Regions from separate parts of the Homo sapiens genome. Here all the other regions are linked to region 1. Evidence: chromatin loops called from intact Hi-C (ENCODE). Cell type or tissue: ovary. All regions are shown on one strand.

Region 1 (8,000 bases):
GCACTCCTCGCTAACGGCCGCCGCGGCTGCTGGCGCCACACCGCCCTCCCTGGCCGGCCACCCCCTCTACCCCTACGGCTTTATGCTCCCTAACGACCCACTCCCCCACATCTGCAACTGGGTGTCGGCCAACGGGCCGTGCGACAAGCGCTTCGCCACGTCCGAAGAGCTGCTGAGCCACTTGCGGACCCATACGGCATTTCCCGGGACAGACAAACTGCTGTCGGGCTACCCCAGCTCGTCGTCTCTGGCCAGCGCTGCCGCGGCCGCCATGGCTTGCCACATGCACATCCCCACCTCGGGCGCACCGGGCAGCCCTGGGACGCTGGCGCTGCGCAGCCCCCACCACGCGCTGGGACTCAGCAGCCGCTACCACCCCTACTCCAAGAGCCCGCTTCCCACGCCTGGCGCCCCCGTGCCGGTGCCCGCCGCCACCGGACCGTACTACTCCCCCTACGCCCTCTACGGACAGAGACTGACCACCGCCTCGGCGCTGGGGTATCAGTGAGGGCGGCCGGGAGGGCGAGCGAGGGAGAGGAGGGAGAGGGGGAGGGGAGGAGTCCAGGGAGAGGCGGGATCACGGCCCAGGCTGCTGACACCCGCGCGTGGGGAGGACTCGGGCCACGAAAGGAAAGAAATGTATACCGTATCTATCTACCCGACAGCAGCGACCGAGACCCGGTGGGACACTCCCCTTCTCCCCACTTTCACCTCCCCACCCAAACTTTATAAAAGTTGAAAAAATATCATTTGACTTTTTATAGAAAAAAAAAGGAAAAAATAATTGAGAAAGTGTTCATCTGAGGACTGCATCGGTGGACACTGGTATTTATTTATGTTAGCTCCAAGCGGACCGGTGGTTCAAAAGTGCATTATTTAGTTTGAGCTCTGTAGGTAAAAAGGAGGTGGGAAAAATTTTAAAACTTGAGGGTAAAAATGTGGAAAACAAACCCTCCCATCCCTTGTAGATTATAAATAAAAGCAAAACCGCCACAGAACTAGAGGTCTTCTCTTTAATGTTACTTTAAAATTGCTATGATTGTATTGTACGTTATTTAATGTCTGATTGAAACACAAATTTACATGCATGTTTGTTACAAAAAAAATGAAAAAAAAAGTCACAATTTGTCAGCTCTGATTTCAAATTGCAATTATTTTTAAGGTGTATACCATCGAAGAGAATGGGTATTTTTTTGTATGTATTCTGGAAGAAAACAACAAAAAAAAAAAGAAAAAGAAAAAATTCTATTCCAAAACCTCATTTGCCTTATTTTGTTCTTTAAAAGGAACACTTAACTATTTTTAATTTTTAAGTCCACCCGCTGAGAAGGGGACAAGGTTTACGTCATGTACTAAAATAATAGACAATGTATCGCTTTAAAGATTAAAATTCCGTATATTTGATGTATTAAAGGGTTTTACTTCTTCTTCTTATCTTTTTTATTTTGGTTAAAGAGAGCATGGCAGTTTCGGCCGCAGTGGGTTCCGGGGCCTCACTGCTACTCCTTCTTCCCGGGACCGTGGCTGAATTTCCGATCGCTTTGTTGTGATTTTCTGGGAGGCAAAGGCGTCGGAAGGGGCTACCAGCCGCGAAGTTGGCCTTGGGGAACATATTTTTAGAGGATATTTCACCATTTGGAAAATAGTGTCCTCCGCTATCTATCATTTCGTTTTTATTTCAATTTTCTCTTGGCAGCTGGCTTGTTAAAAGTGAAAGGGGGTGTGGGGCGGGGGACAGGGTTTTTGTTAAATTTCCCTCCTGAGCTTTTTGGGCATTTGGGTTTCGTTTTGTGCAGAGTGGAGCAGGCCGGGACTCGCCGGCTGGGCCTGGGCCGGGGCCTCGGGGACGTGGGGCAGCGCGCTGGGGCAAGCCGAATAGACTGGGAGGCGGAGGGGCGCTGGGGGAACCTGTGTCCCGGGCCTGGGGGGAGTACGCAGGGACCCTCTGGTCCCTAGGGGAGAGTGCGTCCTCTTTTCTTCTTCTGGCTGCCCAGGGCCTTCTAAACGCTCCCCGCAACCCTCGCCCTCACCCCCACCCCCACCCGCCCGCTCCTTCCTCCCTCCAGAGTCGGGACCCGGGGCTGGCCGGCGCCACCGCTGCTTTTCCCCGTCCGGGTGGCTCTGCAGCCGGCGCTCTATTCCATTCCGCGCCGCAGGAGAGCCCGCCCGGCCAGGACCCGGAAAGCCCCTCCAAGTGCGGCCCCGCGAGCGTCCCGGCGCCCAGGTCCGGCCTTTCTGGGGCTACCAGGTGGGCACCTAGGGCTCCGCTCTGCAGAAGCGCGGCGGGAGTCTGGGTCCGGGCGCAGCTCCCTGTGGCGCGGGCCGCTGTCTTCTCCCCAGCTTGGGCCGCAGGACAGAGCTGCCCGAAGCGCCGAAGGAAGCACGCAGAAAAAAGTCTCAGTCCCTTTTGGGGGGAGGGGGGCCGAGACCCAGCGCCCCCTCCCAGACGCTCCAGGCCTGGGCGCTAGCCCAGGTCCTCCGGCTAGTTGGGAGCTCTGAGCCCAGAGCGCCCTTTCCAAGGATTCCGGGACCGTGGAGTCACAGCTCTGAGAGCGCACCCCAAACTCTCCGCTCCCTGGGGTCAGGCTCTTCCGGTTTCTCCGAGTCTCGGGATCCCCTCGGCGCTCAGGTACCCCTGTTGCCTCTGGGGACTCACGGCCGCGCGAAGTCAGCCTTTGGCCTCTCGCCTGCGTCCGACAGCCCGCGGCCCCTGCCGCCATTTGCACCGGGATTGGTGACTTTGAGATTTTCCACCCTCCTCCCAGCGCCAGCCTCACGGCTGCAGGGCCTTTACCCGGGTTGCACGCAAAGCCACCCCCAGCGACCTCCCGGACACTGCGGGAAGCGCGCGGGCCGCCTCCTGGAACTGACTTGGTGGGGACTCTGGCTCCGCCGCCGTCTCCACACCCCCGACCCTGATGTCCGGACGTCGCGAGACCCCAGGAAACGGAGCTGGCGCCGAGGAGGACCCCTGGCCCGCAGCGTCTTCGGACGCCGCGGCCCCGGTCCCACTCTGGTCCCGCCGAGAGAGGCTGAGCTGGGCCTGGTTCCTTGAGAATCCTGGCCGGCGGGCTTGTCGCCCCGGCCTCTTGGACAGACATCCCCCGCCCTGCAGGTGGGAGGGCGGGAGCGCGTGGCGGTGCTGCAGCCGGGGTCCCACGCTCCGGTGCCCGCAGCTCAGGACCTGAAAGCCAGGCGTCTACCACTCTCTCACCAGCAGCGGCCACGCGCTCCTGGCCACTGCGACCCACAGGCTGTGCCTCTTTTCCCTAGCGTCTTCGGACAGGGGTCCCTGAGCGACCACACCTTGCCGGCCCGGAAGGACCTAGACATTCCCCCGCCCTGGGATTCAGGCTTGGGACCAGCAGGGAGACGAACCCGGGACGTTCGTGCCTTCATGCCCCTTCTTGGTATTTTATCAACACAACCCAAAACCAAAGCCCCTTAAAAGTTTGATGAAACTCCTTCCGGGAGCAGCTACACAGAGGCAGCAGCGTTCCGGCGCTGGGGCGCCCGGGGGTGAGGACAGAAAGGATTCCCCGACGTGTTGGACGGATCCGAGTCACCCCGGGCGCGCGGTAAGTGAAGGGTGGGTGCCAGTATCTGCTGCGTGTCCAGGCCGAGGTGCGAGCCTCCTCGGAGGGACAAATGCCCCTCCCCAAGGCGCGCCCCCCGACTCTCTCCAGCTTTTTCCCGAACAGCCGCGGGATCCCCGGCGCGCCGGCTGGCGGCTGGAGCCCGGGCGGAGCGCCGCGTGTCCACCAGGCGGCGCTGCAGAGCCCGGCGGAGCAGGAAGGAGTCCTGGAACCCCGGCCAGCGCGCGGGCAGCCGGCTGGATGGGCATCCCGAGGCCCCGCGCTTCCACTTTCGCGTGGCTTTGGGAGCGGTGTCCAGGAGGCCCCTCCCTGTGACTCCTCGCTTCTTTTCTCCTGCTGCGAACCGTCTCCCCTGCTCTTCTCCACCCGCTCCAGCTTCTGCGCTTGTTTCCTCCTCGTTCTCTATTCCTGTCCAGAGGATTGGCCCACGTGTCTGTCCCTTCCCAACCTGGGGAGCTCCCACCCTCAAGGCTCTGATACGTCACCTTGTCTGCCATGCTGAAGCAGTCGCCACACAGGCCTGCATTCATTCACTCCCTCCTTCACTGATGATTTCCTAGCGCCCACTCCTTGCCAAGGGCTGCTCATCCCATTTACTCGTCCCTGACACAGTTTGAGAAACCGAGGCTAAGTCCTGGAGGCCAGTGGCAGGGCTGGCGGATAAGGCCCAGGCCTTTCCCCCACCATCCAATCTTATCCCCCTACCTGTGCCTCTGGTGGTGACACAGCGACCCTGGTGTCCTTGTGCTGGGTAACTCCGCATAGATGCAGATCAGGGAGGTGTGCCTCCGAGAGAGCTGCTGAAGAAGGACCAGCTTCTGAAATCTGCCACAAGCCTGTGGACCTCTGAGTAAGCACAACTAACACAAATGCAGATGCCTGTCAACACACGCACTCACTTGTTTCCACACTTTCACTCCTACTTCCACAGAAGCCACCCCCTGCTCTGACTCTGCCACACCTGGTCACGTGTGGCACACACTTATGCTCCGACAGCAGACAGGAGAAGGAAAGATGTGGGCTTGGTCTTTAAGCAGTGAGGAAAGGCAGATAAAAAAGCCCCACTAGGTGATGAACTTCTTGTGATTTAGAAAACTCATAAGGCTGCAGCTCCAGCAGCGCAATCGGTTAGCACACAGTACTTACACAGAAGACTCGTAAAAGTTGCCCAGAAGGTGGGACTTATCCCCTGTCAGGTCATCGGCTGGCCTCTGCTGCACGTATTGGCTTAGGGTTCCTCACCGAATGTGGCTAGCAGCCTGGTGGTGCTTAGAGTGACTGGAAAACCCAGGCTGACCTGCTCACATCTGTCACGGGCTATGCCCAGCCCATGGGATCCTGTATCATCCCACTTACACTTCACAACAGTTCCATGAGGTCATTAGAATCTTCACCCCATTACTAGACTTAATACCTGGATGATGAAATAATCTGTACAACACACCTCCATGACACAAGTTTACCCATGTAACAAACCTGCACTTGTACCCCTGAACTTAAAAGAATCTTCACCTCGTTTTTCAGATGAGGAGACTGAGGCTCAGCAGCGGAAAGACAGTGGCTTGAGGTACACAGCTAGTGAGAGATGGCTATAAGCAGGGATTCTCACCTTGGCTGCTCTTGCCTGATGAAGTTTTAAAGCAGAACAGTGCCTGGGAGCCAGAGATGCTGTTCCAGCTAGAGGAGGGTGTGGTGAACGTAGCTGGGTTTTCAAAAAGGTTTTTGGTGTTATTGTTATTATTTTATTTTTTAATGGGGATTTTCTTTTTTCTTTTTTCTTTTTGTTTTATTTTATTTTTTTTGAGACAGAGTCTCGCTCTGTCACCCAGGCTGGAGTGCTGTGGCTTGATCTCAGCTCATTGCAACCTCTGCCTCCCGGGTTCAAGTGATTCTCCCACCTCAGTCTCCTGAGTAGCTAAAATTACAGACGTGCACCACCATGCCCAGCTAAATTTTTTGTAGTTTTAGTAAAGACAGGGTTTCACCATGTTGGCCAGGCTGGTCTCAAACTCCTGACCTCAAGTGACTCCCACCTTAGCCTCTTAAAGTGCTGGGATTACAGGCGTGAGCCACTATGCCCAGCCTATTTATTAATGGAGATTTTTCAAACAGAGCAGTAGAATGAATAGTGTAATGAACCCCCATAAACCCATCACCCAGCCTCAACAATGATCACCTCATGGGCAACCTTATTTCCTCGCTACCCCCTCCAACTCATTATTTTGAAATAATAAAGACACCATTTCACCTCCTCAGTGCCTGTCACTTCCAGCTAGGGTTTCAACCTATGCTTGGGTTGGCTCCCAATCCAGGGCTCATCCCGCTGCCCCACCTGGGTTGAGGCTCTGTGAACTAAAGCATATTACTCTCCAGTTCATGCACAGTATAGCTGGGATTTGAACCTACTTCTTTCAGACCTGGAAGCCAAGCACTTAATCCTACCCCATGCTGGGAGTCCCCAAAACTCCCGAAGGTACTAAGGCCTCTATGCCCAGTGTGACCCAGAGTGAGCCCAGGGGGTATCTGGGCTATTAAAAGACTCTAGCCCTGGCTAGGAAATGCCTTAGTTGGGACACTCACAGTACAAGAAATATTCCTAGAGTGAGACCAGCATAAAGCCACATGGTGCAGTGGAAAAAGCACAGATTTAGGTTCAGTCTAACCTATCTTTTAGCTCCACCACTGACTCATATCTAAGGCTGAGTCTCTCTTGACCTCAGTTTTCTCATCTATGAAATGGGGACATTGATACCAACCTAATGGGGCTGTAGTGAGGCTCAAATTAAGTAATAAATTTGAAAATGGCCAACCTACTGCCTAGTTCATACTGGTTCTTAGTAAAGACAAGTTTGTTTCTTTCTTTCCTTTCTCCCCAAAGTCTCATTTCATTTTGACCAGCCTTCTTGCTCAAGAACTTCCTGTGGCTCCCTGTGGCCCACTGGCTTAGAGCTTCACTCCACAATCTGGCCATCAGGGTGCCTGTAATCATGGTTCATCCTCTGATTTTGCCTGTTTGCCTGCTCTACCTCGTGTCTCACCAATCTTCAGAGTTCAAATCCTCTGCCAGCCAGCTAGCCCCCCAGCCCATCCTCCAACACCCTGATGGATGGCACCCATCATACACTCCTTCCCTGGAATGCCTTCCTTTTTCCCTTTCTACCAAAATGCTCTCAAAAATCTCCTCTTCCAGGAAGCCCTCTAGATTTTCCCCCCACCACACACCGATCTTTCCCTCACTTTGCATTCCCTCAGCACTTAATGCAAAGGCAGAGGGTAAAGATATAAAGGTCACTGTACCAGGGACCAGGACACTTGGGTTTGAGCAGTGCCTTTTTATAGTTGTGTGACCATGGACAAGTAAGTCACATGTCCTCTGTGAAGCTTGTCTCCAAAACTGATACAGGGCTGTGCCTACCAGGGTGAACAGCACATTGCCAACAAGAATAATATTAAAAAGTAGCATGAACTGCACACTTACTAGTCCATCCATTCACTTATTCATGTTACTATTACTGTCCCCATTTTACAGGTGATGAAGCCGAATAAAGTAACACTGTGCTGGTCCCTGTGCCTGGGATTTTGTCCTCCACCCTCTTTTCCTCATTACCAGCAACACAAAAGTTCTACTTTAGATCTCAGGCCAAGTGTGACCTCCTTCTGGAACGCCCCAGGCCCTTTTTATCGGATTTAATGTCCTTTCCTTTGATCTATCCTGCCATCATATTCTCTTTATGTTGTCCAGAAAGCCTGGATTCTGGGTTACTGGGGAGAAGGGATTATCTCCTATACCTACTTCTAATCATGGCAGCTAGCACGGTACCTGGAACATAGTAGGTGCTCAATAAATATTAGAAGGAGGGAAGGAAAAGGAAGGAAAGAAGAGAGGGAGGGAGAGAGGAGAAAGCAGAGGAAAGAAAAAAAAACAAAAGACAGAAGGAGGACAAATGTGCATGAATCGGGAACTCTTGGATAAAATTATGCTTCCAAAGAAGGGAGGGTAGGAGAAAAAGTAGCAGTGGCCTTAGAGGAACTTTGAATGTCTTTGCCTGAAGCTCAAAACTCAGGGCCAGGGGAGCTTCCATGCATCAGCTGGAAATAGCATTTGCTGACAATAACAAAGACTCCTAAATAGTGGCTTATGGAAGATAGATATTCTCCCAGACTAGAGGTGGGCAGTCCAGGCTTGGGGGAGCCCTCGGTCACCAAGAACCTAGGGTCCTTCTGTCTTCAGTTCTGCCAACCCAGGAAGCTTTCATCCTTACGTCATCTCTGAGTCCGAGATGGCTGCTTGAGCTCAGGCACCATCAGCTCATTCCAAACCACAGGAAGAGGAACAAGAGGTAAAAGGGACCCTCTCCCTTTGAATAGGTCTTCCTGGATACCACACCGCTCCTCAGCCTGCAC
Region 2 (8,000 bases), 860 kb before region 1:
TGGAGAGCTAGGAGTTCCCCAGAGTAACTCCATATAGAATACGATGTGTCTTAAAAGATAAACTTTTAAGTGTGTTAAAATGTAATAAATATTAACAATAATAGTCATTATTTTAAAATACAACAGAACTCCTGGCAATTACTTAGAACTTAGATTGACAGCTTTTTTCCAGAGATGAGTATTTTTATCACTTTAATTGCCTGAATTGCCAGTTCATGGTGATAACAGAATATACACAAAATTTTAGTTGGTTTTATTATTGTTTTAAAACTTTCTACAAACAATGCATCCCCTCATTGTCTGTACCTGGAGCAGACCACTGTCTTCCCCCCTGCCCTTGATATGCCACTGTGAATAACGCTGGAAATAAGCTTCATTCATGTTGAGAATTACATTCTCCAAAGGACTCCGACTGAAGCACAACAGAGTGTTTAATGAATATGTTTGCATGTGGGAGAAAATTCCCAGCAAGATAATTTCAATATTGACCTAAAATTTCCAAGTTTCCTAGAAAGAGAAATGAAGACCATTGATGGCTCTAAGTATTTCAGCACAGTGACCAGTAGAACTAACTTAACATTGGAGGAAAAAGTGCTTAAATAGTCTTCACTGTGATACTCTATTGCAATTTACTGTAAAATCCTTCTAATTCCAGAAAATTATTATGGTTCTCTGGACCAAGACAAGCCAACAAACAATAACCTATTTCCAATTAATCATACACTCCTTTAAGGTGAGTTCCCTCTTTCAGGATTCAGGAAAAGCCTCAGATTTTCTTGAGAGAGCTAAAGATATTACACAATGAGCCATAGAATTAGAAGAATGAAACTGGTCACATGATGCCATTGATCTATATAAACCTATTTCCATTGAATGTCCATTTGACTTGACTACATATGTTATTCATCTGCTTTATAGCTGGTCAGTTGTATCTTAGTAAATTAAATCCCCTTCAGACTGAAACATATTTTATTCTCTCTAATATGTGCCTTTCTGCTACATTTTATTCCATTTGGTATACTTCCTAATCAATTCTTTTGTGAGCTTCATTTCATTCAGCACAATGTATCCATTGTTAGGATTTATTTCTTTCGGAATGATTTAAATCTATTTTGCTCCATGCTGCTTTAAAGCTACTGTATGCACTATCAATTCCCATCCACTGGGCCATGTGGTCTGGTTCATACTCCATCTTCTTGGTTGAGGAAAGATATACTTTCCTAGCTTGGTCTGATGTGAAATGACAGTTGCTTTTTATCTATCCTGGCAATGGCTGTGGACTGAATAATAAGAATGATATGTAGCCATGTGTAGGAATGTCAGTGTATTTCAGGCATCCAAGGTTGAGATGGGTAACAGTGGGCTCCTAAAATCCTTATTATGAAGTCATCCTTCAGAATCTATGCTTCTAAAATTCTAGGTATCATTTCCAACAGAGGAAATGCAACACACAATCATCAAGCACTCTCATAAATCCTTGCTGACTTAAGGACAGCGGAAGATTGCCTTCTTTGGTAGTATTAATTGTGAGTCACTTTTAATTTTGGTTGGCCCAAACTTTATGTTCTTTCTTAGCCTTCAAAAGTTCATTTTGCACCATAAAATTATTTTATTCTTCATAGAGAAAAAAACAAAAGGCAATGAAAGACTTGATTTTAATGACCTTTTTGGTGACTCACTTTCTAATTAAGAAAACTAGAAAAGGTCTGGGGGGAAAGCCCAAAGAGGTGAACGAATAAAAGAACAAATCATGTTGCTGGCTATGAGCAGATCAGTTGATTTGAAAGGCTGAGTGAAAATAGGGAAAGTCTGGAAGGTTAGGCCAAAAAAGTACATTGAGTTCAAGGTTAAGTGGACCTCAGAAGCCAGGCTAAGGGTTTGTGGCTGTAACCCAAATGCGAGGAGGAGGCCCTAAAGGTTTTTCAACATGGAGTTGACATGATAAAGGCACATTGTTCCTATAAAACCGGTCGTAACTTCTAAAATAAAATGAACTTGAACTAAACTCACGGTGGTGGGTAATCATGCCCAGAATGTGACAGTGGAAGAGAACACCTTGCTGAAAAGAAAGGTATTTCCAATAGAGAGAGAGGAGAGGAGAAGAGGTGAAGAGGGAAAATCCTTTTTGGAAACCAGGAAAATCAGGCAGAAGTGCATTTAGTGAACATATTCAAAAAGTAGCAACATAATATACATTATATAGCAGAACAAATGCCAACATGATCAAACTTAAAAAATAAAAAGATTGGTGGTATGGAAGATATGAGACCCCTAGGAGAAAGTGACCGTGCCTAATTGGAGATAACTTTGCATATTTTGGAACACAAATATATGAATACTCTTGATTGGATTTGCTTTATTTTTAAGAGACTATAGCATTTCAGTATAGTATAGTATAGCATAGCATAGCATAGCATAGCATAGCATAGCATAGCATAGCATAGCATAGCATAGGATAGGATAGGATAGGATGGTATGGTATGGTATGGTATGGTATGGTATGGTATGGTATAGTATAGTATAGTATAGTAATTTCCACAGATATTGATCCTAATAGGACATGAAATTCAAGAAGGAAGGATGCTACTAAAAGTGAAATTCTGAGTATATAATTATGAATATTGACAACAAGGAAGGAAGGTTGGGGAAGCTTGAGGATAGGGAAGCAGTGAAAGAAACCAAACTAGTATAACTGTATGGGGCATATTCTAGTGAATTCAGATTTTAAGAAGTCACTTATGAAAACCATGCTCAAAGGAAGAAAATAAGTCTACTGTTGGAAAATGGTTGTTAAAAAAAGAAATCCCAAATGACAGAGGAAAGGCAGAATGATTAAAACTAAGCTCTTGTTTTGTCATTATTTTCTCCATCATGAAATTATATCCTTGGGCTAGACTGATGAGTGAAAAGTAAAAAAGAAAAAAGAAATGGAAGAATGAGGCCCTAGAGAGCTTATGAGACATAGGAGATGCCTGGTGTCTAGACCTATACAAATAGTATCTTATTTTACAATAGCAACAACAAAAAAATTCTTATAGATCTGCTCATGGAAACAATGTTACTAATATTTGAAAAAATACAGATAAAAAGCAAATTTGGGCAAATATTTTTGTTGATTTTTTAAAGGAGGAACAGAAGATTCTAAAAATAATGACACTAAAATTGTAAAAAATTATGTTAAATATATGATATATGAGCACGTTGAAAAGATAGTAGCAACTTTTAAGAGCTAGTACATCTTTTTACCTAGAATGAGCTAGGCCAAATCAATCTCTCTCTCTCTCTCTCTCTCCCCCTCTCTTCTCCACTCCCTTTCTCTCTCTCTCTCTCCCTCCCTGCCTTCTAGCTCTGTCTTTTAGAAACAGTTATTCAGCTGGTAGATCAGTGAGACCATAAACATTATAAATTGATTTCAATAAGACATCTAACAAAAATCCCCCATGATATTGCTTTGCAACAAATAAAATAAATGAGATGCAATTCATAGCAGATCAATTAACTACATCAAAAAAATGTTGATCCATGAATCAATGTCCTTAAACCTACCCACAGGACTCTATCCTTGCCTCCAGACTGTTGAATAAAACCCAGAAATCTGTTCTAACAATAGGCTAAACCCAAAGACCCATAATATGCAAAACAAAGCAAAAGTACCCACTTAGATCTGAAAACTCAATTTCCCAAGCAAGGGATGGGAGAGTTTTGCTGGGCAGTCGCTTATATAAAAATAAAAGCCCAGAAAGCACTGGTTGACTCTGAGCTATGTTACAATAACACACGGCAGATGCCTGGCCTCCCTGGAAGTTGCCCCGCTCATACACAACTGTCTGCATGTCCTGGGTGGGATGCGGGATGAAATGTTTCTTCCAATCCTCAGGTTCCACGAGTCTAATATCAATATGAATTCCTGCCTGGTGACCTGTGTGAGTATTGCTCAACAACTGTAGAGGAAGAATTGCAGAAAACGAAGGCGATTACAAGTTTTTCTAAAGCCACTGATTTTATCACAAGCCACATACAGAAACCTTCCCAATATCTGCTAATTACCAAAAGGTAGTGATCCTCCAATATCTAGCAGTAGGACACACACCCCAGCTGACCAAACCATGAGTTTAAGACAGGCAGAAAAACCTAACATCTCCCTACCATGACAAAGGCAACTAGAATTGCCAAATCCTATACACAAAACATTTAATTTATAACAGTTAAAACCTGGCCTCTGACCAAGTCCAAAAGAACTATGTCTTATTTCACTTGCTCTTGAATATGTCTCTTTCAGAGATAAATGGCTCTGCTCTTGGCCAGTCCTCCCCTCTGTGTGGTGTTTTGTTTAGCTGGGCTTATGACAAGCCAAGAGTTGATGCATCTGCTTGAATGTGTAATTTACCTCTCTGGTCAACTTAGCTTTTTTTTCCTTGACAATATTATGTCAAACAATCACATCACAACTGGCTCTGATCTCTTTGTTGTTAGCTAATAAATTAAAGAGTATTTATTATCTGCAATCCTTTTTTCCTCTTTTAATGGTGACACATTTGTGGTGAATTACAGGGCAGCTTTATAAACTAGGCTCCAGGCCAGTCTCAGGCCCTGCGTCCATGTGAACGTTCCTTCTCCCGGTTGGCCTCCCGGACTGGTGGTAAATCAAGGCAGCTGTCACAGTACACTAAGTTAGTGTGCGTCATTGGGGAGAGCAGGAAGCGTTGGGGGTATAATTCTGTCCATCAAACTAATATGTTATATCAGTAGCTTTGTAATCTTCTGCCATAACTTATGGGAAGTGACACCTAAGAATTCACTTTGAAGGCAATGTGTTTCTTAGACTTTAAGTCAAAACAGACCCGATTCACAGCAACAGTTCCTCTGTTTACATGAGTGGATTTCTAGTGCCGGGGAACCAGGTCCCTATCAATGTGGCAGTATTTAACACGCTCCACCACCGGCTGGACTCTGTTTACAGCCCTCACGGCAGGATTTGTAAACTTTTCAAACAGGGTTTCTTCTCTTCTTGTTACCCTTGCCTTAACCTCCAGTAGCGGGATAGATAAACATGCTCCTTGAATGTTATCATGACAAAGCAAACCTCTGACAGATGGGAATGAATGGGTGACCCATTTCCCTTGTCCGGTCCCCTTCAACCTTTGTCTTGACAAATGTGGGAAATGGCTCTGGAGGACAGAAGAATACTCACACCGCTATGATAGCACTGTCAGCTTTGTGCTGTTGCTAAATGTCCACATGATACTTAGAAGCGACGGGAGGGCCGGGCGCGGTGGCTCACGCCTGTAATCCCAGCACTTTGGGAGGCCGAGGCGGGTGGATCATGAGGTCAGGAGATCGAGACCATCCTGGCTAACAAGGTGAAACCCCGTCTCTACTAAAAATACAAAAAATTAGCCGGGCGCGGTGGCGGGCGCCTGTAGTCCCAGCTACTCGGGAGGCTGAGGCAGGAGAATGGCGTGAACCCGGGAAGCGGAGCTTGCAGTGAGCCGAGATTGCGCCACTGCAGTCCGCAGTCCGGCCTGGGTGACAGAGCGAGACTCCGTCTCAAAAAAAAAAAAAAAAAAAAAAAAAAAAAAAAAAAAAGAAGCGACGGGAGATAACCTTCAATGGACAGTGTGCTTTTCTAAGTCATGATATCAGTGTGACCAGACTTAGACCATACGTCCTCTGAAAGCAATGCGTTATTTTCTAGGATTTGCTGTTGGATTGTCCCTGTCTTCCCCCACTCTCTCTTCCTTGGCTGTTTTTCTCAGCAGGCCAATGAGAGAAGCCCTTTGGGGAAGATTAAGTAGTTTTGTGAGCTGCCATCTGATGGAAAAGAAATCTACAAGAACTGTTCAAAGGAGCTCTTCCTCCCCCAGGCACAAGACTAAATATGCACAGTAAAGAAATTTGAAAAATGCCTGCCCTTGCCATCCCCAATACCCCTCTGATTGATAGCAGAGAGGGTTTGCTATGATAATTCTACTTTGACAGGTCCCAGGCATAAATCCCACAAAGTTGTTGCTCTAGTTTGACAACCTTGGAGGGCTCCAGTTAGGAACAGGAAACAGGCCTCTATTTTTCACCCTCAATGCTCCTTCAGGTGCAAAGAAAAGACTGTATGGAAAAAATAATTTCTTATCTAAGGGGGAAACCAAATTCAAAGCAGTTTTAATACTTATTCATCAGAAAGAATGTCCAATGGAGAAAAATGTGACCTCAGTCCTGCTTCTTCAAACTTAAATTGAAATGCTCCAAATACGAGATTTGAAACCTATTCATGATGAGAAACGGATACCCTTTTTTCATTTTTTGGTTTTCCAAAGTTATGTTAGTATTCTCCTTCAAGGTCAGCCTAGAAATGTATCATAATATTTTATAAAAATCATTACTTACAAATGAAAGTACATACATATCATAACATCCATAATTTATCATCAAAGCTTGCAATGTGCCACCCTCTGTATCCCATTATATCCACTCAATTCTCATAACCACCTTAAATGAGTAGAGTCTCAATTTATAGGAATGCAGTTAAAAAGAGAGTCAAACTAATGAATTTTTTCCAGGATACATCTTTCAATCTTGCTTCACAATATGCCAGGGGATCTTTGGGAATCAGTGCACCTTCCCTCTCCCCTTCTCCAGCTGAAGAATGATAACTCAGCAATGAGAACCTTAGTCATGAAATCATATTCAACTGTGTTAAATGAAAAATTTGTGGCCCAGTGAGGTGGCTCACACCTGTAATCCCAGCACTTTGGGAGGCCGAGGCAGGTGGATCACCTGATGTCAGGAGTTCAAGACCAAGGTGGCCAACATGGCGAAACCTCATCTCTACTAAAAATACAAACAAAATTAGCCAGGCGTGGTGGCACATGCCTGTAATCCCAGCTACCCAGGAGGCTGAGACAAGAGAATCACTTGAACCTGGGAGGCTGAAGTTGCAGTGAGCTAAGATCATGCCATTGCACTCCAGCCTGGGCAACAAGAGTGAAACTGTCTCAAAAAATAAATAAATACATAAATAAATAATTTGTGGTTTGCTGTAAGTTAACTAGGCAAATAAATTAAACAGAACCATTCTCCAAGCATTTTAGTCGATCTACCTGGAAATGCAGTATTGTGACCTATTAAAAAATATTAAGTGATCAAACCCAGGCAAATATTTAAAAAGAAGCAATATTTTCTGTTTCTTTAAAACTTGTCAGAAGGTGAATATTTTCCTTCCAATGTCTGCCTCTTTGAATGTGAGACACAGTTTTCTCTTGGCTGTAGGATTCCATTCTAATATTAAGAAAGGGTTCATAAAGCTCTGATACCATAAGAGTGGATTCCTCTTCCTTCATGGGTGCCATCGGAGTTCTGCAGAAGGTCTGCACCTACTGAGAGCTGACGACAACAGGGAAGAAAGAATCCAGTCTTGGAACACTCAGCAAAAGTTGGTTCTTTAATTTAATAGGACTAAAACACAAGGACTTCACCCTGGATCATGAATTGAACCTCCTTTTCTAGGGTATTTTATGACAGAAGCATCTCACTGAGAATCTAGCCACCCGCTAGGAGTACTCAAGCATAGCTTTGCCAAGAAAGTCGGTGAGGAAAGCAAGAATAGAAAACAGCAAGCTGCCCATAAAAATGGGGAGTAATATCTGAGTTTTTTTAAGTCATAGAGCAGCTTGAGCAAATCTCAAGAAAAAGAAACTTGCTACATAATTCTTTCTCACTCCATTGCCCCTCTAAATAGCAAACAGGATATGAGTCCTTGTAAATACCTATAAATTTTCAGGGAGAAAAACAAGTCTGATCTTTGTGTACAGAGTTCTAGGCTGTAAGGAACATGGTTAGATTTCTGTTTCCCTTAGAGGAAGATGCCAGAACAGCATTTTCCCATCAAGTGTTGATAAGAAAGGCATTTAGCATTTCATAGGATGAGGCTGCTGTAAGTGGGTGGTATGACATGATAAATTATGGCCAATGTCATATTAATAATTACAGGCCCTTCCACACATGCT
Region 3 (8,000 bases), 1.7 Mb before region 1:
AGGAGTCCATTTATAACTGGGCCCATATTTTCTCTTCTGACCCCTAACAAGTAAACAAAACTCGTTCATTCTTCCATCATCTGGCTATGTGATAAAATTCTGGTCCCTCAAACTAGTATGATGCCCTCCTATGGTGGTTTGTGTGTAGCAAGAACACAGGATAAGACTCTGGCAGAGAAGTCCTTGGGTGGCAGATCCAGGTCATCTGGCCTACTGCAAAGGCACTGCGGCCACTGGGAACCCAGTTCTCCTCTTCATCCAGGAGGCACCGATCTTATCCTCAAAGGGACTCATTACTCAGCTGAAATTCCTTCCGGGCAAGAAATAGTATATTTCTGGTAGTTTAGGGTACTACATGCTATTCCTGCCAAATCTTTTGTTTGGCTTCCCAAATGTGAATGCTTTCTTCTCGGGAACTATTTTAGTGTGTGCTCAGATCACTTTATCACTCTCGATATCAATGTGCAGGTTCAATAGAGACCCCAAGGTTTTTTCCTAAGTAGAGGGCAGTACCTTACAACCTCAAGAGGAGAATGCCATGGGGGAGAGGGGGCTGGCAGCAGCCATCCTTTATTTATTTTTTTAAAGCTTTTTCTGGAGTAGTCACCTTTGTTTGTTTTTGGTTTTGAGGTATAACTTACATAGAGTTAAATGTACACATCTTTAACATATAAAGTGAGGAACTTGTACCTATGTACACACCCAGTCACTATCATCCTACCATCCGGATCAGGACACAGAAAACTTTCATCACTCATGCCTCTTCCCAGTCATGGACGTTCCTATCATGGAACTGTTTTGTTTTGTTTTGTTTTCCCTTCTCGTTCTGTTTCAAATGAACTCTTAAAGAGCTTCTTTTGTTTTTTTAAGAGGAAATAAAATCAGACTGGGAGCATTGTATTTCCCTCCACTGCTGCCTTCTCTTTTTGACAGTCAGCCGTGTGGGACAGAGTGGACCCTCCCCTTTGGTCAGTGAGTCCAGTGCTTCCTGAGCTCAGGTGTCCAGGCCTCTGCACAGGAAATGAGGAGGTGGACAAAAGGGCTCATTTTCTTGAACTACCCACAGGACACCCGTTTCCTTTCAAAGGCACAAAGGACAGTGGGCCAGAGGAGGCCAGTTGGCGTCTTTTCCGGGAGGCAGCACATCCCTCCATCTTCCCTCTAATGGAGCCCTCCCCTCAATATTATCTTAACAGCCCTGGATGAGGTTAGAACCAAGCTGTTCTGATTTCTGGGCCATTGGTTGGATCCAAAAGGCCAAGTAAGTCCAAAGATTCCCAGTGGTCATGTATCCCATGCCAAGAGGAAAACAGCATCTCAATTCATTTTGCCTTGAAGGTGTGGACAGGTCTCCATAAAGCAGAAGGCATTCTGAGGGCCTGGGGCTCTCTTTATGGCCTCCCTATCTTCTGACGTCTCCGCCAGCATTTCCCAATCACTGCCCCAAGAAGTCAATAAAATCAATTGCCCTGAAGGCTAAGTTGAAAATATTTCTTGACTTTCATTCCAGGTGATTTTTTTTTTTTAATGAAATAATTTTCCTAGTCAAATGTGGGTGAGCTGGTGGGTGGGCTGGAGGCCGGCAGCTTTCGGTGCCAGCTGACCCAGATGGGGCTCTCAGCCCGGCACTCACTCACTGCCCCCAGTCCGATCCGGTCATCTTTCACCCTGGCAGTTCCACTCAAACTTTCAGGTGCTGATGACTTCAGATCACAGACTTCCTGCCACTCTGTTCTGGCTCTGTAATCTTTTATCACCGCTTTTAGCCTGGTTTTCTCTCTCTCTCTCTCTTTCTCTTTTTTTTCTTCTCCGTTTATGAAAATGCACTTTGCTTTTAATGTTCTTTTTGGGTCCCCACTGTTCCTGACCCTGCAGACACAGAGTCCGTCCTGTCATCAGCACCGGGCCTGTTCACTACTTTATGCATTGTTTCCTGGTTCAAAAGCTAATTACTAAGTAGTTTAAAGAAGGCCTTTGGTCACTTAGATCTTTCATCAGAAAATATAAGCTTGGGAAAGGCACGGTAATAAAGGGCCATTAGCACCCTTTGTTTGATGTTGTTTTTCCAGTCAGTAAAACAAGATTGATGAAATGTTATGTTTGGCCAAATTTTGAGTTTTCATTTGGAATTCAGTGTTGAGAGAATGGGCTGTCAGAATCAATAAGTTTTCTTTCGCTTGGGATATGGGCATGTGGTAGTAATTAGCAATATAAGGTCTTTAGTTGAGCAACCAAGCATGGATTCTGGCAGCAAACATAATGAGAAACTACAGTTGTTCTATTTCTAACGTCAAAAAGTTTCCAGATAAAATTAAATGCATTTGCAAAAGGAAAGCAGCTAAACTTTGTTGAAAGATAAAGTTCAGACTCTTAAAACAGTGTGCTGTGCTCTGAGTTTTTGTGTATGCATAAGTCCATGTGCTCTGCCCATGGACACACACATACATGTTCTCTGCTCCCCAGGACCCAATCAAATAAATGCCCAGAAAGAAATTAGAATGTATACATAGTTAAGGGATTTGTTTACTTGTGCATATTTTATTCAGAAATGATTTCTCTAACAATATATTAACTTGTCAGAGAACTCAAGGTAACTCATGATCTAAAGCTACAGAGACATAAAACTTTGAAATTCAAAGATTATTTAAAGTACAAAATTTAGGCAGAGAAGATCAGGGTTTTGTTTGTACAACACCCAAATTCAGGATATTTGAGAATATGAAGATTTCATTGGCATTTCATTTTCAGTTTTAATCAATGTGTTTGGCATAATATAAACATTTCAAGTAGCATTCTCAAAGCCTCTTCACCATCAACACTATTTCAAGGGCCTAGAGTGCCTTACCCAACATTTTCATCACCTCCTGAAGGATACCCAGTCCCTGCAGTAGGTATGGGTAATTGTGCACATGTGCGTGTGTGTTGGCTATTTCATGTATGTTATGATGGATTGGAGCATCTAAGAATAGGGGTTTGGGTGTCCACAACCAAGGGTTCAGTGAGTAGCTGAGGCAGGTAATCTCTCTGAGTTGGAGGGATTAGAGCTCTCTGGGCTCTTGGGCTGATACCCTAAATCTTATTCATAAGGGAGCCCTCCTGCAGCCCAGCCTGCCTCCCAAGGCCACTGCCTCCTCCTCCTTTCCTTTGTGTAAGGTCAAAGCTGCTTAGAGACAGGGAAGGCCTGAGGGCTGGTGACGCTCCCATGGCCTTTGGGATCCCCAGCTCTCTCCTCCCTCTCACAGCCCCTTGCAGTTTCCCCCAGAGGTCTCCTCCCTGAGTGTGATTCATTCCACTCCTGGTTAGTTTATGAGAACTGACAAGATCGTGGTCCAAGGTCACATGGCCAAGGGCCATGGAAAATAATCAGTCACAGAGAGGAATCCATCTGCTGTAACCCCCTTGTTAGAGGGAGTCCAGCCGGGAGCCACCCAGACCTTGTGTTTCCCATGTTGGGACTTGAGTGACTCAAGTTTGAGGCAATCCTAGGCCCAGGTGTTTGGGACAGAGAGAATGGGATGGGTTTGGATTATTCTACTGATTCCTGGTAGCCAAATGCTGACAGGGCACACGAGAGGGGAATGAGTCATGAAAGACTAGATGTAGCCAAGGTGGGAGAGGAAAGTGAGTGTAATTAACTTGAAGGAAGGTCCTCAGGATGAAGCTGCTGAGCCGCCATTCTGGTTTGGGGAATAGTTGTCATGGACTAACCCGTCTCTTGCTCCAATTCAAGAAAGCTGCCTGTGAAACTTAAATGCTGTGGCTTCTCTTGGAACATTTGCCTATAGAGACAGGAGTGCCACACACTTCCTGAAATGAGAATGTGAATCAGTGCAGCCTAAAGCCCCAGGACTGCCTTCTCTGGCAATAGTAATACCTACAAATATTTGCATATTTCAGAATCCTCACATTGATCCTGTGAGAAAGGTATTACCATCATCTCCATTTGGAATGAGTGAAGAAACTGAGGAACAGGGAGGTTAAGTAACTTGCCTGACATCACGCAGCTAGTAAAGAGTTGGGCTGGGGTTTGAACCTGGACAGCCTGCTTCCCTGCGTCCTGCTGCCTCTCCATGTCATCTCTTGAGACTCCATTCTGCTCTAAACTCAGTGATCTCCTATTGTTTGTATCTTCCTCCACCTTTCCGTATAAGGGGAGCCAGAGTACCGTGCTCATGATGGAGAGGAAGAGAAAGGCATGAGCTTCACTTTGGGGCTGTCTCCTCTCCCCTCCTGCCCACCCACTACCCCTAAGGGTCCTGGCCCCAGGATTGAGGGGAAAAAGATGGAGAGGGGACAAAACCATTCCTTCCTTTATTTTTCCCATTTGGTTAGACTAGAATTCTAATTCCCTCTTGAACACTTCTAGCAATGAAAGGCTCTCAAGGACAGACAGATGAACCACACCTAAAGTGAGAATTGTGCCTTTTTTGTGGATTTCAACATTTTCTTCCCCTTCCTGGCTCCATCCTTTAAAGGTAGTTCCATGGAGAATTGTAGTGATCTGCTAAACTTGGACTTCCCTGCTGGGCAGATCTCACCTGCAGAGCCTTCTATACCCTTGCAGATGGAACCACCTGTTCCCTTTCACTCCTTAGTTAGTCTGCCGCACAGCACAGAGCAGTATCTGGAGGTGGTTTCTTCCTTATCAGTGAAAGGCACAGTAGAGCCCCACGTGACCAGTTCTGCAGGGTGCATTCTGTGTGTTTGTTTCATAGCTTTGACTTGGAATATTCACCCTCAGGAGCCTGTATCCCGCTGGAGGGAGTTAGGGCTGTCTGCCTTCAACCTCGGATGTGGTCTCCACATTGGAAAGAGCCTTACATTCAGAGAGATGGGGACAGTTTGTCATGCTTTTCTATTTAAATATGAAACTAGAGTACTTAATTATCTTCTTTATTGTAAATGCTCATATTTTAAAGAGGATTCCATACTTTAGAAGAAATAATTGAGTATTCAATAGTTGAGAACAAAATTCAAGAACTAAAAACAGCCCAGCACAGTTAGTGACCTGCCTCACTGTCCATTCCTGTGGCCCCTCTCCATCGGTTCATTCACTCACTCGGCAGGCAGGCATTCTCTGTGTTATGCATCAGGCATGATGCTGGGTTTTGTTGGGTGCTCAGGGTTCATTGGCGAACAAACTACCCTCGGAACCTGTCCTCCTGGAGTTTACAGTCTCAAGGAGGTTGCAAGCACTGAGCAAGGGTACAACTAAAGCAAATGCCAATTACACATTTTTAATGTGTGCTGCAAAACCAGAAAAGACTAAGATTCTGCAACTGAGAAAAACAGGGATTAGTTACACTGGATAAAGTAGTCCAAGGAAGCGACACCTCAGAGGAGGAGATGCTAACTAACGCTTGTTCAATGACCTTGACCCAGCTTGCATTACCCACTAAGCTGGGGGAGCTAACACTCTTGCTTTTAAAATCCAGGTTATGCAAGCCCCACTTGCAAACATAGGTCTTCAGTTCTACCTCCACTAGAGGAAGTCTTAAAAACTGATTGCTCGCTCAGACCCCAACCTGCCTGAGCAGTGCTTGCTTGACTTATCGGGAGATGGCATCCTGCGTATCTTCCCTGCTTCCTGATTATTGGGTTATTTTTAAACTCTGTGTCTTTCCTTATATCAGAATTTGGACTCTCCTTCTCACTCAGAACCTTTGTTCCTTCCTGAGAGCGCACACTATTCCCTCCTGCCTGGCTGTCTTGTATCAACGTGGAATTCCACTCCATTTCCTCCACCACACTCATGTCTTGTCCACCAGGGTTCTAGACTGATTTCTAAAGGATTTGGAATTTTAAATTGTCTAGTGTGCCAGAGCATGGATCATTTATTTACAAAGACTCATTTAATCTATGGCCCCATAGCCTACCCTACCTTAAAGGAATTAACACGAGTCATGCCTTCATGTCCATCCATTCCACATGTGTTTACTGAGGGCTTGCTACCAGGCACTGGGGACAGATGCATTTCTACACATCCATAAAAATCTCCAACTATACCACAGCTTTTCTGAGCTACACATCGTACTATTTGGCCACCTAAGTGGTTGGGAAGTCCAATATCAGGGCTTATTGAAACCTCTTCTCTTGGTTCTGAGAGAGTCTTGCTACAACACCATTTCCCTCTCGACTCTTTCTGGGAAGGCATGGCCTCTAGCACTTGGGAATCGGATTTGAGATGATTTCATGTTATACTGACTTGGGCCGATCCACAGGCCTTTTCTTTCCATGTTTACTTGTGTCTTGGGCAACAGCTATTCTCACTTTTCCTCGCCTGCAAGGGGCGGACTGCTCTCATGAGGGGTGTTTCCTATAAAATGTCATTTACGATTTCTCTATTGCAGACATGGCTCTGGTCGAAATGTGACTGAAGCTTTGCATCCTACACAGACTTAGATCCCTCATCAAGTAGCCATTCAGCCCTCATTGCATGAGCCACGTGACTTCCCCAGCCTGAACCCCTCAGCAATGTCTTTGGATTCCTAGATTTTAAAAGCCATAAATTAGCAAATCATCAACATATCACCAGGAAGGATCATCTGGTAGCGATTCTAGTCAGAAGGAAACACAGGCCCCAATAACCGATCTTTATAAAGATATGAAGAACTGTAGACAGACAGATACAGTAAATAAGAAGACAAATAGATAATTCAAGTTGACAGAACATCTTGGACTGATTAGGCATTCTGCTTTGATTAGCATTAAACTTCTTGGGAACAGGGAAAACAAAAAATGAGCTTGCCCTAATACTTTGGAAAAATGACCTCTTGACTACTTCTGAAACGTGGTGCTGAGGGGTAGATACCCAAAGCGCTTGTCATTAGATGCCATGTCTTCTGATGTGATGTGCTAGGTATCCCTTCCTGATGAGAGGGGTCTTGGTGGGCGTGGGACATGGGCACTTCTTTCTTGGCATCTGTTTTGGATTCCTCTAAGCCATATCTTCAGTCCCTTTCAAACTTGAAGCTCTATTTAAAGAGACTTGGAAGCATATTAAATCAATTTCCTGATAATACTGATAGAATGAAGCTCCCCTCCTTTCCTGCTGTCACTCTTCCCTTCCACACACTTAGCAAAATGTTCCAGCTATTGTTCTGAAAACAAGAATAGAAATGTAGGTGGGAGATGAACTGTGTACCTTAAAAAAAAAGTCGTATTCAAGCCTAGATTTTCACTCTCAAATATTCTTTCTTCCATTAAAAAATAATTCGAATATGATTTCTCAAATTATAATTGCTGAAGATTCTGATCAATGGCTCCTTTGATTGGGTGAATCCTTGCCGGGTAGATTCAGAATCTCAGGAACAATTGCAGCCATCCAGACTAGGTTGCCCCCTGTTTTCTGTCTTCGTACCATGTCATTCACTCTGCTGGACTTCTTTCCAGAGCTGTGCAAAATGGTTCCTGGTAGCTTTGGGGTTCCTTCCATGCTGCTGTCATCATACTATGAAACTAAACCAGGAAACTTTCTAACTGGCCAAGTCCAGTGTCTCTTTTTATTAAAACATTATAGAGGTCAATACATTGTGAGAGTTGTGGAAATCTGATTCTCTTGTCCCAAGGGTTCCAGTCTCCACAGCCAGTACTGGTGTTGCATCACAATGGCCTGCTGTCACCCCCAGAACCACAGGGACTGTTCCAAATATGGGTACCAGTTGCTGGAAAAGTAATCTATCTCCCCTCCTTGTACCTTTCTAACAAGAGGACATGGGGGCAGTTCAGAGATAGATATGTGCCCATCTCAGTGGGAGCTTATATGACCTTAGCCATTGACTCCAAAGGCAAATGTCAGCTAGTGTATAGAACAGCCTTAGGAAAACTCCCATTCTAACATATTGGCTCAACAAACAATAATTTGAATCCCCACCATGTGCTGTGGGTAAAATGTGGTTCTTGCTCTCCTGGAGCTTATCTGAGATTCTGACCAATCAGTACCACCCAAGGAAACAGTGGCAGTGAAACAGAAGCTTGAGTATGCAGGAGCGTCTTCCCAG

The links. Hi-C counts contacts between places; a loop is a spot of excess contacts. Peaks named below come from ENCODE experiments on the same cell type or tissue, not always from the same donor. Only the 100,000 strongest peaks of a DNase experiment are listed, where the experiment ranks them.
Region 2: a loop joins it to region 1, with 5 times the contacts of the local background. A loop is called at or near these places in 4 of 110 quality-filtered maps.
Region 3: a loop joins it to region 1, with 6 times the contacts of the local background. A loop is called at or near these places in 16 of 110 quality-filtered maps.

Annotation. Positions count from the first base shown.
Region 1 is chr10:75,391,257-75,399,256 of GRCh38, reverse strand. It overlaps ZNF503 (zinc finger protein 503), which reads left to right. Exons shown (of 2, transcript NM_032772.6): 2 at 1-1,427. The coding sequence ends at 508. LOC124902461 reads right to left here. Exons shown (of 1, transcript XM_047426122.1): 1 at 1,000-8,000. The coding sequence starts at 3,101. The coding sequence ends at 2,136. Among named protein-coding and RNA genes, the nearest start is that of ZNF503-AS2, 6.3 kb to the left of the region's middle. In ovary, a CTCF peak has its summit at 3,775 (motif pointing right); DNase peaks (open chromatin) are centred at 1,541, 2,191, 3,231, 3,626 and 3 weaker places; H3K4me3 peaks cover 3,091 bases; H3K27ac peaks cover 2,899 bases.
Region 2 is chr10:76,248,813-76,256,812 of GRCh38, reverse strand. The region is part of intron 5 of LRMDA (leucine rich melanocyte differentiation associated); the gene reads right to left. Among named protein-coding and RNA genes, the nearest start is that of KCNMA1-AS1, 640 kb to the left of the region's middle. RefSeq lists a silencer at 4,548-4,842. In ovary, no CTCF peak of the experiment used is centred here; DNase peaks (open chromatin) are centred at 3,802, 4,302, 4,622 and 4,912; H3K27ac peaks cover 5,232 bases.
Region 3 is chr10:77,100,065-77,108,064 of GRCh38, reverse strand. The region is part of intron 9 of KCNMA1 (potassium calcium-activated channel subfamily M alpha 1); the gene reads left to right. Among named protein-coding and RNA genes, the nearest start is that of KCNMA1-AS2, 37 kb to the left of the region's middle. In ovary, no CTCF peak of the experiment used is centred here; a DNase peak (open chromatin) is centred at 3,434.